Linked DNA regions of Homo sapiens: all the other regions are linked to region 4. The links are chromatin contacts, found by Hi-C or POLR2A ChIA-PET in ENCODE. All regions are on one chromosome and are shown on one strand. Each heading gives the region's core, a stretch centred on a gene start or an enhancer-like site at or near the end of the contact. The rest is flanking DNA. Distances are from core to core; before and after follow the strand shown. Region 1 holds the start of PRKAG2 (protein kinase AMP-activated non-catalytic subunit gamma 2). Region 2 overlaps PRKAG2 (protein kinase AMP-activated non-catalytic subunit gamma 2). Region 3 holds the start of RHEB (Ras homolog, mTORC1 binding). Region 4 holds the start of KMT2C (lysine methyltransferase 2C).

Region 1 (6,782 bases), core at 2,004-4,503, 560 kb after region 4:
TACTGTGTTCCTTCCACTCTGAGACTCCACCAGTCAGAAGATATGTGATCAATTTGTTAATGTATCTCTAGAAGGAAAAAAATGGCAGGTAAACTTCTTCTGACATCATCTATAAGCAACCCCCATAATTCAGAAATATTCATATATAGAACCCTGAAGGGAAAAATCCCAAATTGTTTTTTCCTCTGCTCTCACGCTACGACAATCATCAACGCGGAAGGTTCGTGTCACCATATGTGTGTGTTGGGGGTTCTCCCCACTGCCAAGCAAGCAATCAGTTCCGCAGGAGACACCAGGGTGTCTTCCAACTCATTTCTGACACTGTCTACCTGGAGATAGTGGCAGATCCCACAGGTTGAGGGCTCAATCCCCAAGGCACCCCACCCCCATCCCACTTCGCACAGCAGTTGCAAGTCCAGGCATCCGGAGCTTCTGACCGACAGGCTGGGCTCTCAATTGGGGTTCCCACAACCCCCTCTCAGGTTCATTAATTTGCTAGAGTGGAACACAGAACTCAGGGAAATGTACATTTACTGGTTTATTATAACGCATATTACCAAGAACACAGATGATGGGATGTACAGGGAGAACAGGCACGGAGTTTCCATGCCCTTCCCAGGCACCCCGTCTTCCAGCAGCCTCCACATGTCCAGGGATCCAGAAGCCCCCAAACCCAGACCTCTTGGGCTTCTTAAGGAGACTTCATTGGACAGACACGATTGACGACCATGCAGAAATGTGATCGAACAAAAAGGTATGATCCAATAGTGACTGAGTAAGTGTGGACACCCAAACAAGTCCTGCCTATTCCGACCGTTATTGGCCTTTCCGTGCAGGATTTCTTCCTCTCGGGAATGGGGCAGGACCCCTTCTGAATAGAGGGTCTTAAGTCCCACAATCAGAAAGATGAGGGAGGATTAGAGTCCTGCCTTGGGCTGGTGAGGTGGTGAAGGAGGGCAGGGGAAGTTCAGAGGAGATTGTTTCCTGGGGTGTCTGAGGCCTAAAGCGCCCCAACATTATAACAAGAGACTGTGATGAGGGCGACGAGAGTGCTAAGCCAGGAACCCTGGACAAAACCCAGAATTTATACCTCGTCATATCACAAGGACCAAAAAAATTAAAAATTAAAAAAAGGCTCTTAAAATGCAGGCAATACAGTAAAATGTTTTAATGTAGGAAGCACTAAAGTCTTTGTTCCAACAAAATTAACTCAGAGAACAAATTATTTTACATATGTATACAGATCAATCAACAAAAGTACACATTATAACAATTGCTAAACACTGTCCATAAAGAAAACATTTCAAATGAGAAGCGCCATCGCGGTTTTCTCCTTCTGGGTCACCCAGTGGAATGAGGGCCCTCGCCAGGGGCTCTTCCCAGACGTCTCTTCACACCAACCGGCTTCCTTCTGATGGCCCCATTTTCCTTTAAAACCAGTTCTCATCAAATAGGGTGTTTTATGCACCCTGGCAAATGATCATTTTGACAAGGATTAAAACTGTAAGCTAAACAGATGACACAAATGACAATTGGGAATAATTTTTAGTGGGGACAGAGGCTAAATACTACCCCCTCCCCTTTTCTACTTCTAACCAATATCTTGAGCATTCAGTGGGACAATACAGTCTTGCTGGGTCTCTTGAAATCCTCTAGCAAGAAGCCAGCCAGGAGAAGACCCAGAAGTCCCACACCTGTGGGGCCAGGATGGCTGCTTGGTTGCTAAACCCAGACAGGGTCCTTCCAGTGCATCTGCCCCTGTCAGGCTCTGTCTCGAGACTGGGGATCTTCCAGGCTGGCTTCATTCTGGACCAGAGAGCAGAGGAGAAGGAGAAAGAATATAAACCCACCCCTATGAGCCAGGGAACCACCCAAGCTGTAAGGATTTTGTGCAAGCTGCTGGAACTCGGGTTGGAAAAGCCACCCGGCAAGCAGCTGAAAGGAAGGATGCTTCTCCCTGCGTGGGCGCACGCCTGCTTCCTAAGAGATGATCCTTTGGGTGGGCTGATCATGCCTCCTCCTCTGGGGAGGGAGTCCTGCGAAAGCACGCACCTCAAAAGGAGTAAAGGCCCTATGGTGTCCCCAAAGCGACCCCTGTCGCGTTCTTTCTGCGGGTGGCCTCCCTGCATTACTGATTACTCGGAGCGGCTGAGCTGACGTCAGCATTCTGGGAGCGCCAATGACCTTTGGGGTCATCACATCCTCAGAAACTAGAGCAGGAGGGGAAGCGACCCCCAAGCCAGCACTCCCCCTACTTTCCACCAGGGAGCCGAGGTCGCGCCATCCTGGGGCGCATCTGGGGGTGGGGGACACACCAGCCCCCTCCCCCAACCCCTCTAGGGCCCTCGGCAGCAGGCGGTACTGGATGCCCACCCGGGGCTCTAAAGGACCTGGGCCGCACCGGGAACCCTCGCCCGGGTCTTCGAGCCCTCCCCTTCTCCCAATTCTTTCCGCAGTCTCAGGAGCCCCACGTTTCCCGCGGCGTGGGGACACGCACTTACCGCGGATCCACTGCGCAAACCTTGATGAACCTGAAAAAAGCAGGGTGGGGTGGGGTGGGGTGAGGGTGGGGGTGGCTAGACCCTGCTCGCACCCAGCGCCACGCACCGCTCTCTGGGCGGGTTCGAGTGCGCGCGCCGGGCGGGGCGGGACCCGGGGGCTGCGGTGTTTCGAGAAGCACGTGCTACTTCGCGCGCAGCGCCCCCGGAGACTGTGGGCTTCCTCGCTGCCTGGTCTACGGCAGGGCGGGCGCGGGGGCGTGTTTCAAAGGGTAGGGCACACAGTGAGACGCCGGGAGGCGGGATGGATCCGAAACCAGCTCGCAGCGAGTCCCAAGCGGCTGCGGCCGCCGCAGGGGTCTGGGCGCGGCGACGAGGGCGGCGTGGGGCGACGGGGAGCGGGACGGTGGCGCTGCACGCCGCGCACTTCCTGTTCAACACGCGCCGCCTCCCACCACCCGCGCTCCCCGAGCTTGCGTCGGTGCCAGGCCCGGCCCCTCACTGTCCCCTTGCGGTCCCCTGGGGCCGCGGCGCGGCGGGGGGCGAGGAGCGGGCGCCCTGCCCTTCTTGGCCCGCTGGACTCCGGGCGCCCCCTCCGGCGCGCAGGGCCGCGAGCGCCGCCGCCAGAACTTCTGCCAGCGGCCGCCCGTAGCCTAATTGCGCAGAGGGCTCGCCTTGCACCTCCTCTTCCCCCGCCGCCCTCCCTCTCGCCCAGAAAGGAGGACGGACCCAGCTGCAGGCTCCGAGCTGGTTTATTCTGCGGCCGAGGATTACATTTATGCACGAACGGGCTTACTGGTTCCAGATTCCCCACTTGGGCACAGGCATAGGAGGCTTGTTTTCCAAATTGCTGGTTTTAATTGCACCTGCCTTTCAGATTACCTCTGGGAATCTGTGGGAGGAGCCGAGAGGGTGGAAAATGTTTCTTAGCTTTGCAAAAGGAAGAAAACTTTGTCACCCAGCGGGAGACCTCAGCCACGAGTAACCCGGGGAGACACCAGAACCGGGACGGGCTTTGACTGATTTGCCTACGAGGGTTCCGTAGGAAAGGACGCTTGAATTCGGCGCTTCGGCGGCGGCGGCGGCCGCGCGAGTTCCCTGCTCACCCTCCCTCTCCGCGGAAGTCCCCACGAGGTGGCTTCAGGGTGTAACAGAGCGCGCGGCTCCAGTCCGAAGGCAGCGGCCGGGGGAGGGAAGGAGGGGACCGAACCCCCGAGGAGTTTCGCAGAATCAACTTCTGGTTAGAGTTATGGGAAGCGCGGTTATGGACACCAAGAAGAAAAAAGATGTTTCCAGCCCCGGCGGGAGCGGCGGCAAGAAAAATGCCAGCCAGAAGAGGCGTTCGCTGCGCGTGCACATTCCGGTGAGTCCCAGCACTCGGTCCCCTGCTCCCCAGCCCTCCTGTCGCTCCCGTCCCCGGCGCCGAAGCGGTTAACGCTGGACGCCCCGCGCGCGCCGTGCGTGCCCCTCCTGTCACTTCGGGCGGCTTGGGGAAAGGGTAGAGGGACAGGGCCCGAGCTGGGCTGGCGGAGCCGGGGCTCAATCTCTCTCTCTGCCCGCGTGCAGCCAGGGCTGGGGCTCCGCCTGGGGCGGGGGCTGGGCGGCTGCAGACTAGAGGGGGCGCCGGGCGCGGCGGGTGGGCGGCTGGGCGTAGCCCGGTATCCAGCCGGGTGCGGGTGCGGGGGGCGGTGCGTTGTGTTGTTTTGCTGAAAAGGGACGGTGTGGACTGCGCTCCGGGGAGGTGGAGCCCGCGCTCGGCTGCTGGAGACGGAGAGAGGGGAGGGGAGGGAGGAGAGGGGAGGGGCGGTGGGTGGGGAAAGCAGCGGGGCGGGGGTTGGGGGGAGCTGTGTAGCTGCGTCTTCCAATGCACCCCCTCCGCTCCAGTTTCTCTCCGGGCGTTTCTGGGCCTGGAGCGGGGGTCTCCTCTGCCGCCGTTCCCTTCCCCCGCCCCGGGAGTGTACTTTGGGTCTCTGTGGTATTTGGGGGCTCGGAGCTCCCTAATCCGTGCAGGCTGCATTGAACTTCAGCCCCGTCCGCGCCAGCCGCCCGGGAGGACATTGGCGACTCGGATCTGCCTGCGGCTTCACTTTGTCCAGCCAGAGGGGCGGCGGGCCGCGTAGTGGTTCTCTTTTCGGAAGGCGCCCCGGTAGCCCGCGGCCACTGTTCCTCGCCTCCACGTAGCGGGGTAGGGCGGTGGGAGGTGTGGCCCACTGGGTCACACCCTCCGCCTCAGCCAACCAAGTAAATGTTTGTGTACACACACACACACACACACACACACACACACACACACACACACACACACACCAGAGTGCTCCGTAGAGAAAGTTATTTTGCTCTCCCGGGGCAGGGTGGGAGTGCGCAGTGAATGGGCTGTCCGGACCCCTCATTAAAGCTAATCCTTCCCGACAGGGTCAGGCGCAGCTGGCATGGCCGAGGCAGGCCACTCACTTCCCACTGTGAATCCCAGGGCGCACTGCCCCGTGTTTGCTGAGCCACCCTTCTTTTAGACGCCCCGCTAAGGTCCTCCTGTGTAAACTCCGGCCCACACGTGCCTAACGCTTGGGTGAAGAGGGTGGAGTCCAGGGGCGGGTCTCCAGACACCTGATGCCAAGTAGCCCCACAGGGGCCCTGGGCCAGCCCTCCCTGGCTGGAAAGCTCTGGGGCTGGAAACTTGGACCCCTGGCTGCTGTGTGGCCCCCACGGTGGTGACTCGATTATGCAGGAATAAGTGTTCTATTTGAAAATGAAACATTCTTGTTTACATCTCTCATGTAAGACATTTAAAACCATGTTCGTGAGTTAAAAGTTAGATGTTGCTGCCACAAACCTCTTAAACAGTGATCACTTGAGCTAACCGTGTAACTACTGTTTCTCCCATTTGTCAAATGCAGGAAATAATACCCATTTTTCCTGCTTTATACGGATATTGAAATAAAGTAATTCATGGGAAAACTCTTTTTTATTGTTTTTTTTGTTTTGAGTCAGGGTGTCACTCTGCTCCCCAGGTGGGAATGCAGTGGTGCAATCATGGCTCACTGCAGCCTCAACCTCCCCAGGCTCAAGTGATCCTCCCACCTCAGCCTCCTGAGTAACTGGGACTACAGGCATGTGCCACCACACCCATCTAATTTATTTATTTTTTTTGTAGACATGAGGTTTTACCATGTTGCCCAAAGCTGGTCCACATGAGCTGGGCTCGAGTGACCCGCCCACCTTGACCTCTCAAAGTGCTGGGATTACAGGCGTGAGCCATCACACCCATCCCGGGAAAACTCTTGACAAGTGTAAAGTGTCCTATAAATGTATGGCTTATACATATACATATACATATACATATACATCATATACATATACATATACATCATATACATATACATCATATACATATACATCATATACATATACATATACATCATATACATATACATATACATCATATACATATACATATACATCATATACATATACATATACATCATATACATATACATCATATACATATACATATACATCATATACATATACATATACATCATATACATATACATCATATACATATACATATACATCATATACATATACATATATATCATATACATATACATATACATCATATACATATACATATACATCATATACATATACATCATATACATATACATATACATCATATACATATACATATACATATACATCATATACATATACATCATATACATATACATATATACATATACATCATATACATATACATATACATCATATACATATACATCATATACATATACATATACATCATATACATATACATATACATACATATACATCATATACATATACATCATATACATATACTTATACATATACATCATATACATATACATATACATCATATACATATACATATACATCAGACACCTAGTTTTTTAAAAAAATATATAGAGAGAAACAAGAACATGCCATTGTCCAGTGGTTGGGCCATTTTGTGTGGCAGCCACATGCTGAGGCTGGTTCCAAATGCAGGGTGTGAGTGATGTGTGGGCGTGCCCGTGGGGTGGTGCCAGCGATAGTGTGAGACAAAATCCAGAACCAGAAAAAGGACTGTGAGGCCAGGCCGTGAACGTTGAAAAACCATGTTATAGTTGGGGTCCTCGGACCACCCTTCTTGCTGCCAGTGGTGACTTTGGCAGCTTTTCATAACGTTCTTGGCATGAGCCAGCCCACCGCGAAAGTAGTATTCATTCAGTTATTCCACAGTGGCTGAGGGTGACCACGTGCCCA
Region 2 (7,321 bases), core at 4,733-7,232, 800 kb after region 4:
TGAATAGTATTCCATCGTATAATTGTACTGATGATTTCATCCTAGCTCATCAAATTGTACACTTGGAATAGAAATCGTTTATTGTTGGTAAATTACACACAACAAAAAGGGACACTACAAATCATTCTTTAAAGGATTTGCATTATGAGGTATGAAGGTCCTGCTTCTCCATTTCCTTGGCTCTGTGTCTGCAGTTCACTCTAATCCACCATAAGTGGCTATGTAACACTGTGGATAGTAAATGAAGACCACTGAAGTCTCCAGAATGTAGAAGATGTGGTGGAGGCATTAGTGGGTCCCTTTAATTTCAGCTGGAATATTGTACTTCCTTTTGATCACGTTATGTAGAGCAGAACTGAAGTGGAAGTAGTCTGTCTCAATCATGTTTGTAATTTTTCACCAATTTAGGAATAGAGCTTCCACCCAATATGGGATTTAAAGGGGCTGAAAAACAGTTAACAGTGATCTGTTCTAGAAAGGGTTAATGAATAGGTCAGTTGCAGGGGAGGGAGCAGAGAATAGAAAACAGAGACTGCCTTGTGACACTATATCATTCTGTACATTGCATTCTAATATAAATACAACATATTTCAAAGTTTGTGACTTGGCTGCATTAAGAATTGAAAGGTTAGATGAACTTGGTGAGCATTACTTATTTTTTTATTTGCAATGTATTATAAGACAATACTAAGAGTTATCAACCTATAAGAGAATATAAATATTCCGCTCCCAATAACTCATGTTAAACACAAAGCTAATAATAAAATATTTTGATTGGCAAAAAAATGGATTTATTTGTGAAAGGCAAGAGATGTATGCATTTCAGACTGTAACGAATGAATTTGAAGGGTAGCAAGGCAATCATGCTGATTCTCCATGTTCCTTGAGCTCCTTCTTCATATCTTCTATGCCAATTTCTAGTCATGCTAGCACATGTTCGTTCAACAGATATTTTATTAACCAACTACCCTGGTTCTGGGCACATAGCCCATATTAAGTAAGTATTTGCTGAATGAATGACTGTCTTCAAAAGCTTACCATTGTCTCCTATTTTGGAAATTCGAAGATAATTTAACATAGAGAATCCAAAGGACTTTTTGGGTTAATCAATTTTCTTCACCTTTTGTTTAACAATACTTCCTTTGAAACAGGTTTTCAGCTGACTTGAGCTGGACAAATTGGTTGCTACTCTCTCTGAAAAGATACTGTGGAATAAATTATCTTTAAAGAAATCATGAATGTTAGGGAGGAACTAATATTTATAGCATCTGAAATTGTTATTCAGAAAGCTGTCAAAATGAACAAAACCTTCTCTCCAAATATATTGATTAAAAGCAATCAGCAGAATTAATACACTTCTTTTTGGGGAGTGGGGTGGTCTCAGTTTGTTGCCCGGGTTGGAGGGCAGTGGTGTGATCACAGCTCACTGCAGCCTTGAACTCGTGGAGTCAAGCAGTCCTCCCACCTCAGCCTCCTGTGTAGCTAGCTGGGACTACAGGCATGAGCCACTATGCCCAGCTACCTTTTGTTTTGTTTGTTTGTTGTTTGTTTGTTTGAGATGGAGTCTCGCTCTGTCGCCCAGGCTGGAGTGCAGTGGCGCGATCTTGGCTCACTGCAAGCTCTGCTTCCCATGTTCACACCATTCTCCTGCCTCAGCCTCCTGAGTAGCTGGGACTACAGGTGCCTGCCACCATGCCTGGCTAATTTTTTTTTTTTCTGTATTTTTAGCAGAGACAGTGTTTCACCGTGTTAGCCAGGATGGTCTCGATCTCCTGACCTCGTGATCCACCCGCCTCGGCCTCCCAAAGTGCTGGGATTATAGGTGTGAGCCACCACGCCTGGCCCCTTTTTTTTTTTTTTTTTTTTTTTAAAGATGGGGTCTCCCTATGTTGCCCAGGCTGGTCTCAAACTCCTGGGCTCAAGTGATCCTCCCACCTCAACCTCCCAACATGCTAGGATTACAGACCGAGCTACTGCATGTGGCCAAGAATTAATACTCATAGTGTTGAATATATATTTGAGATTTTTTTCAAATTTCTACACTACTTTTAAAAATCAATTGTCTTCCCTTAACAGAAACTAAAATTGGCCAGGTGATGTCACTCATGCCTATAATCCCAGTGCTTTGGGAGGCTGAGGCAAGAGGATCACTTGAGCACTGGAGTTTCAGACCAGCCTGGGCAACATTAGCCAGGTATGGTGGCACGTGCTGGCACTCCCAGGTACTTGGGAGGCTGAGATGGGAAAATCACTTGAGCCCAGGAGTTCAAGGTTACAGTGAGCTATGATTGTGCCACTGCACCAGCCTAGGTGACAGAGCAAGACCCAGTCTCTTAAAAAAGAAAGAAAGGGCCGGTTCTGGTGGCTCCTGCCTGTCATCCCAGCACTTTGGGAGGCTGAGGTGGGTGGATCACTTGAGGTCAAGAGTTTCAGACCAGCCTGGCCAACATGGTGAAACCTTGTCTCTACTAAAATACAAAAAATTTGCTGGGTGTGGTGGTGTGCGCCTGTAGTCCCAGCTACTTGGGAGGCTGAGGCAGGGGAATCACTTGAACCAGGGAGGTGGAGATTGCAGTGAGCCGAGATCGTGCCACTGCACTCCAGCCTGGCAACAGAGCGAGACTCCATCTCAAAAAAAAAAAAAAAAAAAAAAGGAAAAAAGAAGGGAACAAAAAAGCTGAAATTGTAGGGTGGTGGCAAGAGCTGGCAAAGCTCTCAGCCAGTATCCATGCCAGGATCTCATACTGCCAGCGAACTTTGGTCCTCAGATAGAATCTATTACAATAAAAACTACCCTGCCATCATTTCTTGGCACAGTCACTTTTTTTCCTTCAAAATGTTAATTCCAACACTAAAGGGAAAGTGACTATAATGATTTCCAAACAGCAATGAGGTCCAAGGGAAGCATGAGTAAATTGAGTGAAATAACTTCTAAACCCATTTATGCTACTAAAATCAACTGTTTCCCTACCAAGTTTTAATGGATGTCTGAATGAACAATTCATTTCACTCAAATATTTTTTGAATGCCTACTATGTGTCACACACAGGCAATACAAGGATGATGAGTCATTCGTTCCCTTCAGAGAGCAATGTGGGACTCAGAGGAAACAGAAAAGTAAATCCCAAGCCAGTGTGTTAAATGCCATATGGAAGCATGTGGGTTCAGAGAAGTAATTAACCAGGCAAGTTGTGAGAAAAGGTCGTGAATCGGGGAAGGAAGGAAGGAAGGAAGGCGGTGGGGGAAGGAGGAAAAGCAGACTGAAAGAAAAGAATCGGGAAAGGCTTTCAGAGAAAGATTGATCTGAATCTTTAAAAATAGTAAGAACTGGCCAAGGAAAGGAGGAAGAAACAAGGAGGCCAGAATGCTCAGAAACCCTTACAGCAGGGAGTGTATGGTCTATTCCAGGACAATGCCTTAAGGTTTAGGTGTGGGGTACACAGAGGGACATGGCAAGAGAAGGTGAATAAATGATCAGGCCCTTCCCCCCAGCTCAGGAGTTTGCCAAGAAAATCCTAAAGATTGCCGAGAGCCACTGAATGGTTCTAAGTTAGTGAATAATAAGTCTGTTTTGTTTTTGTTTTTGTTGAGACAGAGTCTCACTCTGTCACTCAGGCAAGAGTGCAGTGGCAGGATCTCAGTTTACTGCAACCTCCGCCTCCCAGGTTCAAACAATTCTTGTGTCTCAGCCTCCCAAGTAGCTGGAATTACAGGTGCATGCCCCATACCCGGCTAATTTTTGTTTTTTTCATAGAGACATTGTTTCACCATGTTGCCCAGGCTGGTCTTGAACTCCTGACCTCAGGTGATCCACCTGCCTCGTCCTCCCAAAGTGCTGGGATTACACATGTGAGCCACTGTGCCTGGCCAAGACTACATTTTTAAAATGTCACTCTTATCAGTCAGGGTTCTTCAGAGAGACAGAGCCAATAGGTGATAGATAGATGATAGAAACGGATGGAGGTAGGTAGATAGATAATAGATGATTGATTGATTGATTGATTGACTGACTGATAGATGGATGAGAGGGGATTTATTGGGGGAATTGCCTCATGGGATTATGGAGGCTGAGAAGTCCCACAACAGGCCATCTCCAAGCTGGAGTCCCTGGGATGCAGGTAATGGTAGCGTGGCTCAGTCCAAGTCTGAAAGCCTCAGAACTAGAGAAGCCAGTGGCGTAATTCTCAGTCCAAGGCCAAAGGCCTGAAAACCAGAGGGCTGCTGCTGTTAAGTCCCAGTGTCAAGGCAGGAGAGCCTGGAGTTCTGATGCCCAAGAGCAGGAAGAGGAAAGTGTCCCAGCTCCAGGAGAAAGAGCAAGGAAATCCTCTGTCACCTTTATTGTTCTCTCCAGGCCCCCAGCTAATTAGATGGCGCCCGCCCACACTGGAGGCAGATCTTCCCCACTCAGTCCACTGACCCACATGCCAGTCTCTGGAAACTCCTGCACGGACACACCCAGAAATAATGCTTTACCGGTTGTCTAGGTGTTCCTTAATCCAGTCAAGATGACTGGATTCAAATTTAACCATCATAGGCACTCTGGCTACACGGAAGGAAATAGACTGGAAAGCGGGCAAGACTGGAGGAGCTCAAGCTGCCCGGCTGGCCAACCCTGAGAAAATGGAAGCCTGAAACAGGGGAGGTGTAGCAGGGATGGAGACAAGTGGGTTGTCTCAAAAGAAACCAAGACGGCAAGACCCAGAGGACTGGGGCACAGTTTTAGATGAAGTGCATCTGCGTTGGTGTAGAAAACTCCAGTGGAGATGATGGCAGTGTGGAGCTCAGGAGAGGGCTGGGCTGGGACTGAGACCTGGACATGTCAGGCACAGTGGTGGGTTGGAGCTGCCTGGAGAATGCCCAGTGGGAACGGGAGCAGAGTGCATGTGCAGCTCCTGTCCAGCATCCAGGGGGTTTCACGTCGTTCTTTACTCTTTGGAGGACGCCCTTGCAGAGCAGAGTGGAGCTCAAGGAAGACAGCAGGATGCACAGAAACTAAGAGTTCTGTATGCTAAATTATTCAGGAGCTCCTTACCCAGTATTTGAGGTTGATTTATTTCTTGCAGGAGCTATTTAAGACTTCTTTTAAGAGGCAGAGCAAACTCATATCCGACCTCTGTGCGTAAAGGAGTGCTTTTTTGGCAATTGTTTTATGATTAAGTTTTCAGGCTGAAGTTTTCCCTTCTGATAGTCATTCAAAATACAGTGTTTTGCTGCACCTGGGCACAATTATGTAAGACACAACTTAATAATTTAGCTTTTTTTTTTGAGACAGAGTCTCACTCTGTCGCCAAGCTGGAGTGCAGTGGTGCAATCTTGGCTCACTCCAAGTTCCGCCTCCTGGGTTCAAGCGATTCTCCTGCCTCAGCCTCCCGAGTAGCTGGGACTACAGGTGTGCGCAACCATGCCCGGCTAATTTTTGTATTTTTAGTAGAGACGGGGTTTTCACCATGTTGGCCAGGATGGTCTCGATCTCCTGACCTTGTGATCCGCCCGCCTCGGCCTCCCAAAGTGCTGGGATTACAGGCATGAGCCACCATGCCGGGATAATAATTTAGCATTTTTTACCAACCAAGAAGTCACACTTGTGATGGCTCCATGTTTCTCAGGCATTCTCTCCATAAAGTCCAACTTGGGTCCCTCTGTTCCCTCCCACCACACTAGAGTCCAGTAACCTCAGACTGGCTGATGTGATATAAATGGAAATGTTCCCTGTGGTGGAACTGTGCCAGGCTGTTAGCAGAACCCAGTTCCTCCCTGCCATGGTTGGCCCATTTTGTTCTCCCTGGGGAGATCGGTCTGGATTATCAGGAGGGTTTGGGTGGTGGATTTGGTCTGTTTTTGCTACATCAAACATCCCTGATGCTGATGGACTGAGAGAGGAGTCGGTGTCACAAGTGCACGCCCCTTCCCTTTGCTTGCATGACATTGCCCACGCCCTTCCCCTCCCTTCGCCTCTTCTCCCGGCTTTCCCTGCCTGCCTGAAACAGCTAAAATTAAGTCTGGCATAAGTCTGTTGAGACTTTAAGAAAACATTGCCATAAAAGGGCAACGACGACCACCAGCTTCAAGTTCTGTGTGCTGACAAATTCGTCTGTCTTTTGACCCTGTGCACATTAATGTACATACCTAAACTGTAAAAGCCCTCAAATTCCTGAAATTGACTTAGTGTGTTATAAAAAAAAAAAAAAAACCTCATGACTTTTTCTGTTGTTCCATGAGTAGCCTCCTTTCTAAGGAAGAAAACATAAGATTTCTTACTAAGTAAAAAACCTGTAGAAATAAATTCAATCCCACTAGCATATTACATAAAAACATTTTTATTTTAGGCTACTCCTGTACACCCATTCATTATCAAGTGGAGTTGCATAAAACATTAATTGTTAGAATTTCTACTCTCTACCAACTTCTGTAGTGATGGTTTATAGGTCTTTTCAGTCTGTGAACCACTTTTGCGGTCCTCCTGACGTACATACTGCCATTTGTTGCCCATTTCTGCCTCCCAAAAAACAACCCCTCACGATTACAGGTGAAATTGATGGTGCTTATCATAAACACCGGTAAGAATTTTTTTAAATTATTGCAAGAGACAAAAGCATAGACTTAGAACGAGAGATACTTCCTGTGTACCTTGGCTCACTCCAAGTTTTTTTAAAAAACTTTTTTTAAAAATTAAACTTTTTATTTTGAGATAATTGTATATTCACATATAGTTGTAAGAAATAATGCAGAGAGATCCTGTGCACCCTTTACCTAGTTCCCCGCAGTGGTAACATCTTGCAAAACTAAACAGTACAGGAGAAACTTGAATCCTCATACATTGCTGGTAAAAATGTAAAATGGTGCAGCCACCTTGAAAACAGTTCAGCAGGTCCTCAAAATATTAAATGTAGAGAGGCCAGGTGTGGTGGCTCATGCCTGTAATCCCAGCACTTTGGGAGGCTGAGGCGGGTGGATCACCTGAGGTCAGGAGTTCGAGACCAACCTGGCCAACATGGTGAAACCCCATCTCTACTAAAAATATGAAAATTAGCCGAGCATGGTTGTGCGCACCTGTAGTCCCAGCTACTCGGGAGGCTGAGGCAGGAGAATCACTTGAACCCAGGAGGCAGAGGTTGCAGTGAGCTGAAATCGCGCTACTGCACTCCAGCCTGGGTGACAGAGTGAGACTCCATTTCAAAACTAAATTTAAAATATATATATATTAAACATAGGGTTACCCTGTGGCCCAGCAATTCCACTCCTGTATATATGAAATGAAACACATGTCCACACAAACACTTGCACAGGAATGTCCATAGGAGCATTTTCACCACAGCCAAAA
Region 3 (7,149 bases), core at 694-3,193, 920 kb after region 4:
TCAAACTTTTTGAAGCAACCCACTGTAAGAAACTTTACAATGAGGCCGGGCACGGTGGCTCACGCCTGTAATCCCAGCACTTTGGGAGGCCGAGGCGGGCGGGTCATGAGGTCGAGAGGTCGAGACCATCCTGGCCAGTATGGTGAAACCCTATCTCTACTAAAAATACAAAAATTAGCCAGGCGTCGTGGCGGGCGCCTGTGGTCCCAGCTACTCGGGAGGCTGAGGCAGGAGAATGGCGCGAACCCGGAAGGCGGAGCTTGCAGTGAGCCGAGATTGCGCCACTGCACTCCAGCCTGGGCGACAGAGAGAGACTCCGTCTCAAAAAAAAAAAAGAAAGAAACTACAGTAAATCCCAACATGCAATAATACATATATAGCATATCTATAAACATATATATCTACACGTGCACTTACACAAACTTACCCTTACTCATTTTTTTAACTCACCACTGTACTAATGAGGACACATACTTACCCTTACTATGCATAACGCAGTTTTCTATTCTGTTCTATTTTTTTTAAAAAAAGGTAAAACTAAACTGATTTTATAATGCAAGGAATTTAGTAGCATCTGTTCAAAAACACCGTGGTGAGGGTATCCGAATCCACAGGATAAAAACGACACATTTTACAGGAGAGTGCATTTTAAGACCTTTATTTTAAAATACTTAAAATAACTATAGCGTAAACCTCAACATTTCATGGAAACATAGAACTTCCAGACATTGATCACTTCTGGCTGGCTGCCTGGGGCTTCCATCTGTAGATCCCCGAGGACAAGAATGCACACCCCAGCCCCTCATCGGAGTGCTTCCGTGGGAAAGCTGGAGGGAGTCGCTCTTGGGTTGGGTGTTCCAAGTCGACTCCAGTCACCTCTAAACCTTCCTACGCTGGAATACAAGGCCTGCCACTCAGCTTCCCCTGGCTTCATTCCTCCCCACCGATCACTGGCAAAGGGCGAAGGGCCATGCCCGGCCTCTGCAGGTCCCCACTGCCAAACAGCCTGGGCAGAATAGGGGCGGGTTCCCCGGCGCGGCGGAGTCTCTGCTAACTCGGCAAGTGCCAAGCCCTCCAGCAGCCACCACGCCGGGCCTGCCTGCAGGCTGGTCCCTCAACGGCACCTGCGTTCCCGGCCGGGCTTCCCTTCCCGCGCCCCTCTGCACTGCACCCCTGGGAAGGCTGTGCCCACACCACGGTCTCCGCCCGTCCACACCGCGGCCCGAGGCGTTCCTGGCACCCGGCTCGGGCCTGCCCGCCGCACCAGCCGCCCCGGTGCTGGCGGAGAACCGGCTTCCCGCCCCGGCGCTGTTCCAGGAGGTGCGCCGAGCTCCGCGCGAAGCGAAGCGGACACCAGAACTGACGAGGCTCGCCCTGTTTTTAATGAAATTCCTAACACTTTGAATTAACGCAGACTCCATGCTTCCCACAGTCCTTCGGCCGTCGGTGACGCTTAGTCACCACTACATCCTCAAACCCAGACACGAACGCTAACGCAGCTCAAGGAGAATTTTCAAAAAACCCCGAGGGAGGAGCCAGCCCACCCGCCCAGGCCACGCGCCTCGCGCCCTTCACGGGCTCAGCGGGCGCGAACCCGCCAACCGCTTAGCGTTTCGCCAATCACCGCACCTCCCACCTATTGCCCCGCCCTGCGCTCCGTTCTGGCCAATCACCAGGGAGCCACCGTTTGTCTCTCCGCCTCTCCCGCCCGCCCCTAACCGGTTGGAAGTTTGAAGCCTTCAAACCTAGCCGGCGCCCAACAGCGCGGTAGCAGCGAGGTGTATTTTTAGCTCCCGGGCGGGCAGCCCCGCCCCCCCCTCCCCGCCTCCTTGTTTCCCCCAATGGGAGATGGAGTTTCCGACACGTCATCGCGCGGCTGTGCAGGAGCTGTCCAATCGGCGCTCGGGGAGAATGGCGTAATTAAAAAGCGGCGGAAGAAGGTGGGAGGGTCATGACGCAGCGAGTTTCAGTCGTGACTTTTCTGGGGGCATCGCGGCGTCCCCTTTTTTTGCCTTTAAAGTAAAACGTCGCCCCGACGCACCCCCCGCGTATTTCGGGGGGCGGAGGCGGCGGGCCACGGCGCGAAGAGGGGCGGTGCTGACGCCGGCCGGTCACGTGGGCGTGTTGTGGGGGGGAGGGGCGCCGCCGCGCGGTCGGTTCCGGGCGGTTGGGAGCGCGCGAGCTAGCGAGCGAGAGGCAGCCGCGCCCGCCGCCGCCCCTGCTCTGTATGCCGCTCTCTCCCGGCGCGGCCGCCGCCGATCACAGCAGCAGGAGCCACCGCCGCCGCGGTTGATGTGGTTGGGCCGGGGCTGAGGAGGCCGCCAAGATGCCGCAGTCCAAGTCCCGGAAGATCGCGATCCTGGGCTACCGGTCTGTGGGTGAGTGGCCGGTGGCCGCGCGGCCTCCTCGCGCCGCCGGGGCCTCGCCTGGGAGCCGGGTCGCGGCCGGGCCTGCGAAGTTTGGAGCCGGCGCGGCCATGTGGCGGGGCGGGCGGGGGCCGCGCGTTTCGTAACCACCATTCTGAGCGGAGGTGGTGGCGGTCGGGGCGGCGTCCGCGCCGGTGGAGGAGCCGCGGTAGCTGGGCGCCCTCCGCGGGCCGGGCGGGCAGGTGGCGGCCGGGCGGAGGGCGTGGGAGGCGCGGGGCGGGGGCCGTCGGCCGCCGAGGAGTCCGGGTCTCGTCTGGGGAAGTGAGGCGGCGCCGGGGAGCCGCGCTAGAGGCTGCCGCGAGGGAGTCACACCTGCCTCCCCGCCTTCGCCGCGGGCGCGCGTGACCGGGGCTGGCGGTCTCCCCCACCCCGCCCCCGATGTAAGGAAAAGAAAGTCCGTGGGATTTTAACAAAGGAAGCAGCGCCTCGGCTTCATTCCATCTGTGGTGAAGTTTACCCTTGTAAAGAAAACTAGGGATTTAGAGGACGTTTGGGCACTGAACGCAAGTTTTCTGCATAGGAAACCTAGGCGATCCCCCAAAAGAGGTCCCTCTGGAGGCCCTCGAGATGCTGCTGGCGGCCTGGGTAGGAAGACAGAGAAAAAGGAATGTCTGATCTCTCGGTGCCCTATTTTTGTTCGGGAAGGAATAAGGTCAGGTACTTGCAACCAGGCTGTTGAAGTAATTCCAAAGTCTTTTTGTTTTCTTTTTCTTCCCCCAAAAGGTTGACATACATTTGAAACAGTTCCTAGCAGTCGCCTTATTGCTGAATAAGGTGGCTTAGGGTCGGGTTGGGGGGCGGACGGGGTGTTACAGAACGAGCGGTTTTCTGGCCTGTGTGAAACCAGAGCGATTGAACTTAGACACGCTTCAGGGTGAGGCTGTATTGTCTCCCGACATCCGGAAGCCTGGAGAAATTAGTTCATCTTTTCGGGCTGTTTTGAAGTAACTGTCTATAGAAGGCGTGCACCGGGCCACAGTTGAGGGGATGGGGAGGTGAAAGCGAGGGTTCCGAGGCTCCCGTGATTGCGGAACGGGGTGACTATCTGTCATGGGAAGCTTGTACCTGCCTGCCGCTCACTGGATGCACTCCCCAACTGCGCTTTCCACCGCCTGTGCCAGGGTCTGTGCTCTTTGACCAAGATCAGCCACTGCATGCTTACTCATCCTTTTACCACCTCTCCGTCGAGAGCCGGGGGGAAATTAAGGGCTGAAAGAAGCTTGGCTAGAGATGCGGGGTGCCTAGAGTCGTAGGGGAACTCTTGTGCGATGCGGTGCTGAATCCGAGGGGATGCATAGGTGGCAGCTTTAACAGCTGCAGCCAGGAAGTAACCATGAATCAAATGGAGGGGTTCAAAGTCACTAATTGTTCAAATATCAACATGGAACCTGGGATCCAGCCTTTATTGGCAGCCTGAATCCATGCTCTTGTCTCTGTTCTCTTGATTTCCTCCTCTGCATTTTGAGGAGTTGGGACCGCGAGGTGTTCTGGCTCTTGGGTGAGCCTTCCCTAGTCAGTCAAGTAAGTACTTATTGGCAACTATTTGGAAATAGTAGTCCCTGAATAATCACGTTATAGGCAACAAGTACCTCGGCTACCTGATTTCAACCCAAGAGAATGACCTAAAGATCTTGACTGATTTACCCTTTTCAAATGTCGAAATGGTAGCTCTAGTCTTTGGTGAGCAGGGCTAGTTTTATCACTTTTTTTTTTTTTTTTTTGGCTACAGAAGTTCCTTATGTCCAGTTGAAATCCATTCTGTTTTATCTTCCCTCTATTCAGCGTCCTCCTGAGGACGGAGATGTGACAGGCCACCCCTTAGCCTTGTCCTCACAAACTGTTGCTTGTTAAATACTGTGCTAACTTAGTCTCCGGTGGGATACAGGGTCACTTTTAGTCCCTATTTTCTGTCTTCAGTATTTCATATTTCTGCAACCTACCCCACTTCTCCATATTTATTTTCAAGCGTAGTCATATTAAACGATTTTGGAGAGGTTAAGTTGCTCCCAATCTTGTATTTGATTTTTTTTTTTTTTTTTTTCCGAGACGGAGTTTCGCTCTTGTGACCCAGGCTGGAGTGCAATGGCGCGATCTCGGCTCACTGCATCCTCCACGCCCCGGACTCAAGCGATTCTCCTGCCTCAGCCTCCAGAGTAGCTGGCACTACAGGCGTGCACCACTATGCCCGGCTAATTTTGTATTTTTAGTAGAGACGGGTTTCACCACTTGGCCAAACGTCAGGCTTGTCTCAAACGCCTGACCTCAGGTGGTCCTCCCACCTTGGCCTCCCAAAGTGCTGGGATTATAGGCGTGAGCCACCATGCCCAGCCGCATTTGATTTTAAAGTGTATTATGAGCCAGGATATTTTGTAGTATGTGGGGTCTTTTTTAGGGGAAGGAGATTAGGTTTTGCCAGCAGGTTTCTTCTAGTAAGCCACCCTTTTGAGAATTACTCAGCATGCTCACTTCTGGGAGCTTACTGGCATGTTTGCTTGCAAATGGTGGTGCTGTACCAGAGAAATTTGAGTACCTGTGTTTCTAGATTGTGGTATTTTGTGATGCTGAGCTGTTTGTCCTATATTCTGGGGGTAGAGCCACATAAAAAGCCTCCACACCTTTCTTAGAATGTTCTCTTGATTAAATACATTAAGCCAGTTTGACTAGTAGGATACTTGTCATTGTGATTTGTCATGCCACAAACTTTATTTTTAAAGTTGTCTTCAGATAAAACAAAAAAGTGCTATGTTTGTTTAACTAGTTGGCTTTCTTTTTTTTTTTTTTTTTTTTTTGTGACAGAGTCTCACTCTATCACCCAGGCTGGAGTGCAGTGGCGGGATCTGGGCTCACTGCAACCTCTGCTGCCCAGGTTCAACCGATTCTCCTGCCTCAGCCTCCCAAGTAGCTGGGATAACAGGCGCCTGCCACCCCGCCCAGCTAATTTTTGTATTTTTAGTAGAGACTGGGTTTCACCATCTTGGCCAGGATGGTCTTGAACTCCTGACCTCGTGATCCACCTGCCTCGGCCTCCCTAAGTGCTGGGATTACAGGCATGAGTCACTGCACCCAGCCCACTACTTGGCTTTCCGTTTTCTTTTTTTCTTTTTTTTTGAGTGTTGTCAGAACTACCAATAGGTAAAATATAATTCTCAGGTAGTCTATACAATTCTCCCTGCCAGTCCCCTGTACTTTTCCTGGTATTTACAATGTTAAAGCTTTTAAGGACACGTCACCTATAACTCTGGGAGTCTGGCTTTCAGGGAGTGCTTTGTATTAACTGTTGCCGTGATGGCCAAAAGTACCAGCTCCCTGACATTCCGTTATTTCTACCACAACGGAGTAGTCCCGCGATAGGAAGTAACTCAACTTAAAATGGTAGTGTTACGTAAACTGTCTTCAGCCTGGTACATCTTTCACTGGGATTTTACCTGTACAGAGAGCTTTGGTAACCTAGTTTACCATTAGACCATAATTAAAAGCTGGTTGTCATATATAAGCCTCTTACATACAGTTAATAAGAGGGATGGGATCACAGGCATGTGAAAGATCATAGGGGGAAAATGAAACAGCTTTGTGGTTTGGAAGAAGGCAATTCAGCAAAAGTACTCAAATTATTACTTTGTCAAAATGTTTAGGTAGTATTTAGAGTCTTCATGAGGAAAGATGTCATTAAATATTTGGTTGTTCCCAGCAGATTCTGACTTACTGTTTATTTTTTAAGTTAACCTATCATTTGTTGACACTTTTTATTGAAAAATTGAAAGGCAAAACAATATTTGCTATGTATGACATCTACCAGTATGTGAAATTGTATATTCAGGTGCTTAATATTCTGATGTTGTATACTTGTGGGTGGGGGTAGTCCTGAAGTGCCCACTTTGTATTGAAACTTGAAATTACTGTTTTTCAGTCTCATTCATTGTTCTGCACAAGAGCATAATCAGAATTCAGATTTCTGATTATGGCTTTCCAGTGCCAAATGTTATTTTGCTGTCCATATGGGTTATATCTCTCTGTACTTCATCACCCCAAAAAGAAACTCTGTACTCATTAGCAGTCACTCTCCATCCTGCTTCCCTGTCAGCCCCTGGCAACCACTAATCTTTCTGTTTCTATGAATTTACTTACTCTGGACATTTCATATAAATAAGAACATACATATGTGGTCTTCTGGGGCTGGCGTCTTTTACTTAGTATAATGTTTTCAAGGTTCGTTCATGTTGTAGCATATGTCGCTTCTTCCTGTTTAGTGCTGACTAATATTCTGTCATGTGAGTATACCACATTTTTTCTATGCATTTGTCAATTGGATATGTGGGTGGTTTCTTTTCTTTCTTTTTTTTTTTGGCTATTATTTTTTATTTATTTACTTTTCTGAGGCAGGGTCTTGCTCTGTTGCCCAGGCTGGAGTGCAGTGGAGCTATCATGGCTCACTGCAGTGTCAACCTCCTGGACTCAAGTGATCCTCCTGCCTCAGCTTCCCGAGTAGCTAGGACTGCAGGTGTGCGCCATCACACCCAGCTAGTTTTTTTATTTTTTTGTAGAGGTGGGAACCTTGCTTTGTTGCCCAAGCTGGTCTTGAACTCTTGACCTCAAGCAATCCTCTGGTCTCAGTCTCCCAGTGTTGGGATTACAGGTGTGAGACACCACTTGGAGCTCTACTTTCTGGCTACTATGAATAATAATGTTTTGAACATTCCTGTACAAGCTTTTATGTAGACATGTT
Region 4 (7,034 bases), core at 1,280-3,779:
TGTGTAATTTGGATGACTGAGACGGAAAAACCTCTGGAAAACCTTTATTTATGTTGAATAAGTATTCCTTGAATCCTTCCTCAGCATCCTGGGTTATATTTGATTTGCTCTGTTCATGATAACTTCATGCCAAGGAGACTGCTATCAGCTCTCTTAAAACAGATCCCAACTCCCTGCTCATAGTGGCCAAAGGAATGGAGATTTCAGGCTGAGTTTACTTACCTGCATCATCATCTATCCAGAAGCATCCCTGCACAAACCTCTGTTTCTACCCTTCCATTCACTCGGCTCACTTTTCTGCTCTTAGTACCCTTTGTTTCTTGTGAACTCTCCAGCAGGAGTGACTTGCAATTTGTATCCACTGACACTTAAGTTCTCAGAAGTGCTGGAGAAGCGTATGGAAGTAAATTATCCTGATGTATAATTTTGTACATGTGAAACTCACCGTGGAAGTGCCTATTCTAATTTCAGTACGGAACACAGCTAAATATTTGGATCAATAATCCAGTTTTGAAAGCACACTTTATTTAAAGTACAATGTGCTGAAGAAAATGAAAAAAGAAAGGGTGCTTTCAAATTTGTACTGAGTAAACTTTCACTAGATCACATCATATGTTTATCACTAGTCACATATATGTTGTATTTCTATGTGTAATCGTCAGGCACTTTTAATTTCTAGTTTGCATTTACCATGCCAGCCTCCTCCTCAATCCCAAATTTCCTTTGGTTATAAATTTAGTAAATTTGAAAGAGCCAGCAGGGATTAAACCCTGAAGGTATTCAAATGACTATCTGACGTTATTCCTCATTTCAGCCATTTCAAAAAATTATGCTTTCATTTAGAATAGGCTCTGGGAATCAAAGTGTGTGTATTTTGCCCAAGTAGAAGACACAGTTTAAAGTTAACATCCTAGCTACTAGAAGGGAAAGCAAACATCGCTGGAAAAGGAGCCTATTTTTTTTTACCTTACACTAAAACTACACTGCGAAGATCAAAAGAAATCAACATGAGAGTGTGCCTCTTAACGCTAGGCCCAAAGTAGATGCTTATTAAATGATAGTTTACCCCAATCCTTCACAAATGGTTGATAGGTCTTACTATTTCCCCCCATTCAAATCTAGAATTTTTTCACTCTCATAAACTAATCGATAGTGAATGGAAAGCACAGAATAGATCATCGTCCAAGTGTTAGGTATTAGCCTGAGAAATCCAGAATCCCATATTTGTAACTGTCCTTCTTGAGAAAGTGCATTTTTCAGGCGGATTCTAGCCCCATTTTTCTTTTTACCATTTTTACATATTATGAGAGGTGGCTTAGAAGTACTTCGATTTTTGCCTCTTCATCACAACACACTGAACGTTAAAATCAAGTGGTTGGGTTTTTATTGGCTTATTTTGTCTCTAACCGTTTTATTTCTCGAGCTGTCATCGTTCTTTTCGTCTTACATCCTTATGAACCTTTTCTGGATTAAAAAAAATGACGTTATAATAAGGAAACTAACTGGCGTTGGATTCGAACGAAGTTGACTCCATTCCTTTTCCTCCCCGTAGTGTGGGCGCTACGAGGAAAGACCTCGGCGAGAACCAGCGAAGCCCGGGCTGCCCTCGCCGTGCGGGCGCACATTTGCTCCTCGCGCCGGGCTGCGCCGGGCGACCGCGGCCGCCTCGGCGTGTGTCCGCGGCTCCCTCCCGCCCTCGCCCGCAGTTCCCCGATCCCGATCCCGGATCTCTGGGTCCACAGCTTGGCTACCTCCCGAGCCGGAGCCGGAGCCGGAGCCGGAGTCGCGGCTGGGCCCGGCCGCCGCGTCACAGGGGGAGGGAACCCGGGGGGGAGGGGGAGGGGCGGTGAGGTCAGCGGCGGCGGCGCGTCCGCGGGCGGCGGGAGCGGCGCATGCGCGGAGCGAGGCCCGTGAGTGGCAGCGGCGGCGCGCGGGGGGCGGGCGAGGGGCCGAGTGTGGGGGAGCGGGCGGGGGCCGTCGAGGCGGCGGTGTGTGGGCGCGACGGCTGCGAGTTGGAGAGGTCTGTGGTGCGGGTCGCCCCGGGGGATCCCCGGCGCGGGCCTCGCGCGACGGCCACGGTCGCGCGGCGTGTGTGTGGGGTCCAAGCACACCCGCAAAACTTCCTCCTCCCCTGCTCCGGGAGAGCGAGCGAGCGTGTGTGAGAGAGCGAGTGTGAGGAGCGAGCCGCGGCCCGGCGCCCAGCGCCGCCACTGGAGCAGCTGTCAAAACTTCGCCGCCGCCGCCGCCCGGGCCTGACGGGCCTGACGCGCGGGGGAGGGGCGGCCGGCCGGGGGCGCGACCCCCTCGCCGCCCCCGCCGGGCCCCGCGGCCGGCCCTCCCCGCGCCGGGCCCCTTTCTCCTCCTGCCGCGGGCGGCTCGGGGGAGGGGCCGCGGGCGGAGACCCCGGGGGCCGGCGCCCCTCACGCCGCCCGCCCGCCCGGCTGCCCCGCCCGCCCGCACCCGCCGGCCCCGCCCGCCCCGCACCGCCCGCCCCGCCCGCCGCCCCCCGCCCGGCCCCTGCGCGCGGAGGTGCGCGCGCCCGCGCCGATGTGTGTGAGTGCGTGTCCTGCTCGCTCCATGTTGCCGCCTCTCCCGGTACCTGCTGCTGCTCCCGGGGCTGCGGGAAATGCGAGAGGCTGAGCCGGGGAGGAGGAACCCGAGCAGCAGCGGCGGCGGCGGCGGCCGCGGCGGCGGGAGCCCCCCAGGAGGAGGACCGGGATCCATGTGTCTTTCCTGGTGACTAGGATGTCGTCGGAGGAGGACAAGAGCGTGGAGCAGCCGCAGCCGCCGCCACCACCCCCCGAGGAGCCTGGAGCCCCGGCCCCGAGCCCCGCAGCCGCAGACAAAAGACCTCGGGGCCGGCCTCGCAAAGATGGCGCTTCCCCTTTCCAGAGAGCCAGAAAGAAGTAAGTTGAGTGCGAGGGAGCCAGGCCGGGAGCCAGCGGCGGCGCCGGGCCGGAGCTGTCACCGGGCGCCCGCCCCGCGGCCTCCGCGCCCCGGCGCCCCCCGGCGGGGTGGGGGCGGGGCGGGCCCGCGGGCGGTGGCGGCTCCCGGCCCCGGCCCCGCGCCCCTCGGTAGCCGCCCGCGCCCGGCCTCCCCCGCTCCGCGCCGCCCGCCCGGGCTCCCGCCGGCGCCCGGCTCCGCACACTTTACTTTTCAGTCGGGCCTTTTCACTGGGTCTTCTCCGCGACTCTTCTTTTGGAGAAATTTCTCGTAGCCGCGTCTTGGCCTAGCTGGATCATTGAGAAAACAAGCCCGGAGCGCGCCCAGGTAGTCCCCGGACGGACTCCGGGCGAACCGCCGAGCCGTCGGCGCTCGGGAAACTCTCGGAGCTGTCAAAACGCCCGGGCCAGGTGGTCTCGGGGCGCGGGCTGGGGGCGAGAAGAAAGCGGCCGGGCGAGTGCAGCTTTTGTTTGTCAGCGACTTGCTCCTGGAACTTTTCCTGGTCCCAAACCTGTGTTTTCTTCTTTTGATGATATATTAGGAAGCCATTTGACTTCTTCCTCCCCCCTCCCCCAACACCCAGCACCGCACTCCCGGGCTCCGAAAGCACAAGTCCTGTGGGATCCCCCAGCTTCGGGGAACGGCCTGCCTAAGTTTTGGAGACGTAGCCAGCGTCCCCTCGTAAGGCAGAATACCAAGAGCACTTATTCGGAGAGAGTGCAGATGTAAATGTCGCTTCCCTCGTAAGTCTTAGCTGTAAGGGGCTTGGGAATAGGGTCGCCTGCCTTTGAGCGTACAGTAGGGCTGGACCCCAGCTTATTAGAGGACCAGAAATGTCTTCTTACAGAACGGTTATTTGACGGCTTTGCTTGTAAATTAAGACACCGTTTTAGTGCCAGCGAACTGCTCGGCTTCTGTGGCTCTCGCGTGTGCCGTGGAAGAACTGTGAATGTCTCTCGAAGTTGTAGAATGGCGTGTGTGCTTACTCATTTCGTGAGATGATATTCTCATTGAACTGTCGGGAGTGGAAGGGTGCGCTGGGACGTGAAGGAAGCCAGCACGTTTATGGATAGGCTGTTTCTTTGGTTCGGGTGCATTCACTTAGTAATAGTATTGTTGTTTGGTGATTTGTAGTAAAAATAGTAGCGTGAACTGAGGCATAGCAGAGCTGGGTTGTGGGAACCCATTGAGCTCTTGACTTGAATGTGCTCTTTTCTTGCCCCGCTGTCCTTTTACTATGAAAATGATTCAGGGCCTTCAACTTGCCTCCATATTTTATTGCCAGCTGTTACCTAGCTATGATAATCGTGAGGGAAGCAAGTACAGGATGTGTGTACATTATTACATTAGCTTGTTCGTGATACAAAGTTAGGACTTATTTATTATGCCACTTGCGTTGTAATACAGTGGCAAGTATAAAATGCCCTTATTCTGTATTAACTGAAATTTGTAGAAGGAAGTGGAGGTTTAAGTAATTTTTAGACATGTAAGCCACTTTTTTTTGCATCCTTTAAAGCAACTCAGGACAAGCCATATTGGGGTTTTACCTTGATTGCCTCCCATTTCACTATTTGCAAAGCATTTCTTCATCTCTTACTGAACATTAATTTGCAAGTATTGTTTTAAATTTGCATTTGAATTCTTACTCCAGAAAGATTAGATCTATGTTGTCACACCCCACACCCCATACTCCTGTAAGGGCGTGCTTGTGCACGCGCACACGCGCACACTCACACGCACGCGCACACTCGCACACACCCTACTTTTGAAATGAGCTCATTTGTATTAGTGCAGCTCCTGAGTGCACTGGACGATTAGGGTATTGCCACTTTATTATTTTAATTCTGAATCTCATGAAGAAATAGGCAGCCTTTGGAGAAGATAAAAAATTTCTGCTGAATAACAGTATAATCTAACTATGAAAAATCAAAACTTTTGGAAATATTTAGAACAAATGTAAGTCTGTAGAGAGCTTTTTCTTTTAGATTTGAAAACTAGTACTGCTTTCTTTATAGGAAATTAAAGTCTACTGGTAAATTTGACGGGTCTAAACTTTTTAGAGCGTTTTTTTTGAAATTGTGTCTTTTGAAGGGAATGGAATCTCCAGTTGTTTTTAGCAACATGTAAATGGAAACTAACATATGAATTGGAAAGCAAAGAGGTTTTTGAATTGTGTATCTCTATACTGTATAAGAATCCATGCAGAAAAGACCCTGTAGTTGGACAGTAAAGACCCTGAAAGTGAAACTTATGTGTAACCAGTGTAAATTAGGTTTGTAACCAGTGAAATTATGTGAAATTGCAAATAATTCACCTGAGAAATGAAAATTAATCTTCTTTGCTAAATCTCATAGAGATATTTTAAGTTGCTAATGTTACTTAGATGTTCATTAACTTAGTGAGTTACATTAAGTAGAGAAGATGCCTTTTTTTTTTTTTTCTGGACGAAGTCTTGCTCTGTAGCCCAGGCTGTAGTGCAGTGGTATGATCTCGGCTCACCGCAACCTCTGCCTCGTGTATTCAAGCGATTCTCCTTCCTCAGCCTCCAGAGTAGCTGGGATTACAGGTGTGCGCCATCGCACCTAGCTAATTTTTTGTATTTTTAGTAGACACAGGGTTTCACCATGTTGGCCAGGCTGGTCTTGAACCCCCGACCTCAGGTAATCCACTCTCCTCAGCCTCCCAAAGTGCCAGGATTACAGGCGTGAGCCACCGCACCCCGCTGAGAAGATGCCTTTTGACAATGAAGTGGATTTATGTATTTATCTTTGGCTTAAAAAAACATGCACCACCAATTACACTTTCCTCAAGTTTAAATTTTTAATAATTAGGTAAATAAAGCATTTTCTTGTCTTATAGTGTTAGCTAGATTGTTTTTGTGTATTTTGTCATGAATAAAAAGCATAGCTATATAGTTACTGCTTTTACATTAACTATAAATATCTTAAAATTTTACTACCTAAAATCAAGAAACTTGAACTGAAGCTATTAATCTTAGAGTTGGAAAAGTAAATACATAGAGGTTTCCTATTGTACAAATGTCAAGTGGCACAGTGAAATTTACATTCATTTGAAAGTTTTCCTTAACTGTAAAAAGTATCAAATTATTTGATAATTTGGAGTAGTTCATCATCTTTATCAGAGGCACAGGTCTTAACCATTGGCAGGCCTCTGTCAGAATATGCACATATTAAAGATCTCATTATTTTTGTGTTAATGTTAAAAAATTTTTCTGAAGCTTTTTTCTTATTTTTTCCATCCTTACACTGTAAATTCACATTACCAAGTTGGGAAGCCAAAGAAACATTCTACTCTACTATGTTTCTTACCAGTTCATGAAAGTTGATGTTAGAAATGGGTGTGGGTGTGGGGGATGGGGGTGGTTGTACAGAAGCAGCAGGTGGTAGGTATAGGATTTCTGAAGCACTATCCTTGGCCTTTTTTGAGTAAACTCTTTATACCCTGAACCACTTTCTTTTCAGAGGGCAATTGCTATTATTAGAGAGCCACCTTAAGCATTATTGTTGTAGAAAAATTAGGCACAACCAGTGATTGTCATTACAAGGACCAGCAAAAATGGCTAGGTTGCTACTCTGTATTTGTAACGCCCTTCCCCCAACAAAATTTCTCCTTTTCATAGCTGTGAATTTGAAATAAGTGATAGAAAACTGTACTGCATTACAATATATACCATTTAATAAAACAAGTTTATAGTTGAGAGACAGCACTATTATTCATGCTTTTTGAGATAATGCAAATTTGTAATTTTTATGACAGCAATTCTTAATAATTTATTGTCCAAGAGATCTGATAAAATTTTTGATATTATTGGTCTCTGGGACTCAATAGGCACTGAAATGTTTTAATTCAGTTGAAAAGTTGACTCAGGATTGCTACCCTCTCTTACCTGTTAGGAGGTTGTTGTTTAACCTGACCTGAAATTCCCATGAATAAGAACCTGTTTTTTTTCTTTTTTTTTTTTTTTGACAGAGTCTTGCTCTGCCGCCCAGGCTGGAGTGCAGTGGTGCGATCTTGGCTCGCTGCAACTTCCGCCTCCCAGGTTCAAGTGATTCTCCTGTCTCAGCCTCCCA

Evidence for each region. Hi-C counts contacts between places; a loop is a spot of excess contacts on that map. ChIA-PET counts read pairs that join two places held with the same protein, here RNA polymerase II (POLR2A). Pooled maps may share reads with other maps.
Region 1: a loop to region 4 is called in a map of CD4-positive, alpha-beta T cell, with 11 times the contacts of the local background. The contact joins the promoter of PRKAG2 here to the promoter of KMT2C in region 4. A Hi-C loop is called at or near these places in 2 of 168 maps with a recorded cell type or tissue (CD4-positive, alpha-beta T cell and CD8-positive, alpha-beta T cell) and 7 of 50 pooled maps. POLR2A ChIA-PET finds 5 or more read pairs at or near these places in 1 of 52 experiments (activated T-cell).
Region 2: a map with no recorded cell type shows a loop between it and region 4 (5-fold over the local background). The contact joins the enhancer-like site here to the promoter of KMT2C in region 4. A Hi-C loop is called at or near these places in 3 of 37 single-sample maps with no recorded cell type and 10 of 50 pooled maps.
Region 3: a loop to region 4 is called in a map of CD4-positive, alpha-beta memory T cell, with 21 times the contacts of the local background. The contact joins the promoter of RHEB here to the promoter of KMT2C in region 4. A Hi-C loop is called at or near these places in 1 of 168 maps with a recorded cell type or tissue (CD4-positive, alpha-beta memory T cell), 2 of 37 single-sample maps with no recorded cell type and 6 of 50 pooled maps.

Annotation. Positions count from the first base shown.
Region 1 is chr7:151,873,586-151,880,367 of GRCh38, reverse strand. PRKAG2 (protein kinase AMP-activated non-catalytic subunit gamma 2) reads left to right here and starts at 3,253. Exons shown (of 16, transcript NM_016203.4): 1 at 3,253-3,861. The coding sequence starts at 3,748. It overlaps PRKAG2-AS1 (PRKAG2 antisense RNA 1), which reads right to left and starts at 3,326. Exons shown (of 3, transcript NR_038926.1): 1 at 3,228-3,326; 2 at 2,502-2,531; 3 at 1,145-1,806. RefSeq lists silencers at 2,759-3,188, 3,951-4,000, 4,061-4,200 and an enhancer at 4,391-4,510.
Region 2 is chr7:151,636,577-151,643,897 of GRCh38, reverse strand. The region is part of intron 4 of PRKAG2 (protein kinase AMP-activated non-catalytic subunit gamma 2); the gene reads left to right. Among named protein-coding and RNA genes, the nearest start is that of RHEB, 120 kb to the right of the region's middle. Within about 2 kb of position 5,982, at least 7 of the 41 ENCODE cell types and tissues checked have a DNase peak (open chromatin) inside an H3K27ac peak, as active enhancers do.
Region 3 is chr7:151,514,689-151,521,837 of GRCh38, reverse strand. It overlaps RHEB (Ras homolog, mTORC1 binding), which reads left to right and starts at 1,943. Exons shown (of 8, transcript NM_005614.4): 1 at 1,943-2,378. The coding sequence starts at 2,327. RefSeq lists silencers at 1,493-1,542, 1,583-1,932, 2,103-2,262, 2,433-2,552, 2,263-2,692 and 1 more and an enhancer at 3,763-3,812.
Region 4 is chr7:152,431,498-152,438,531 of GRCh38, reverse strand. KMT2C (lysine methyltransferase 2C) reads left to right here and starts at 2,529. Exons shown (of 59, transcript NM_170606.3): 1 at 2,529-2,906. The coding sequence starts at 2,746. It also overlaps the pseudogene FABP5P3. RefSeq lists silencers at 1,513-1,852, 1,893-2,182, 2,273-2,322, 2,703-2,762 and enhancers at 3,243-3,472, 3,513-3,562, 4,033-4,102, 4,413-4,462.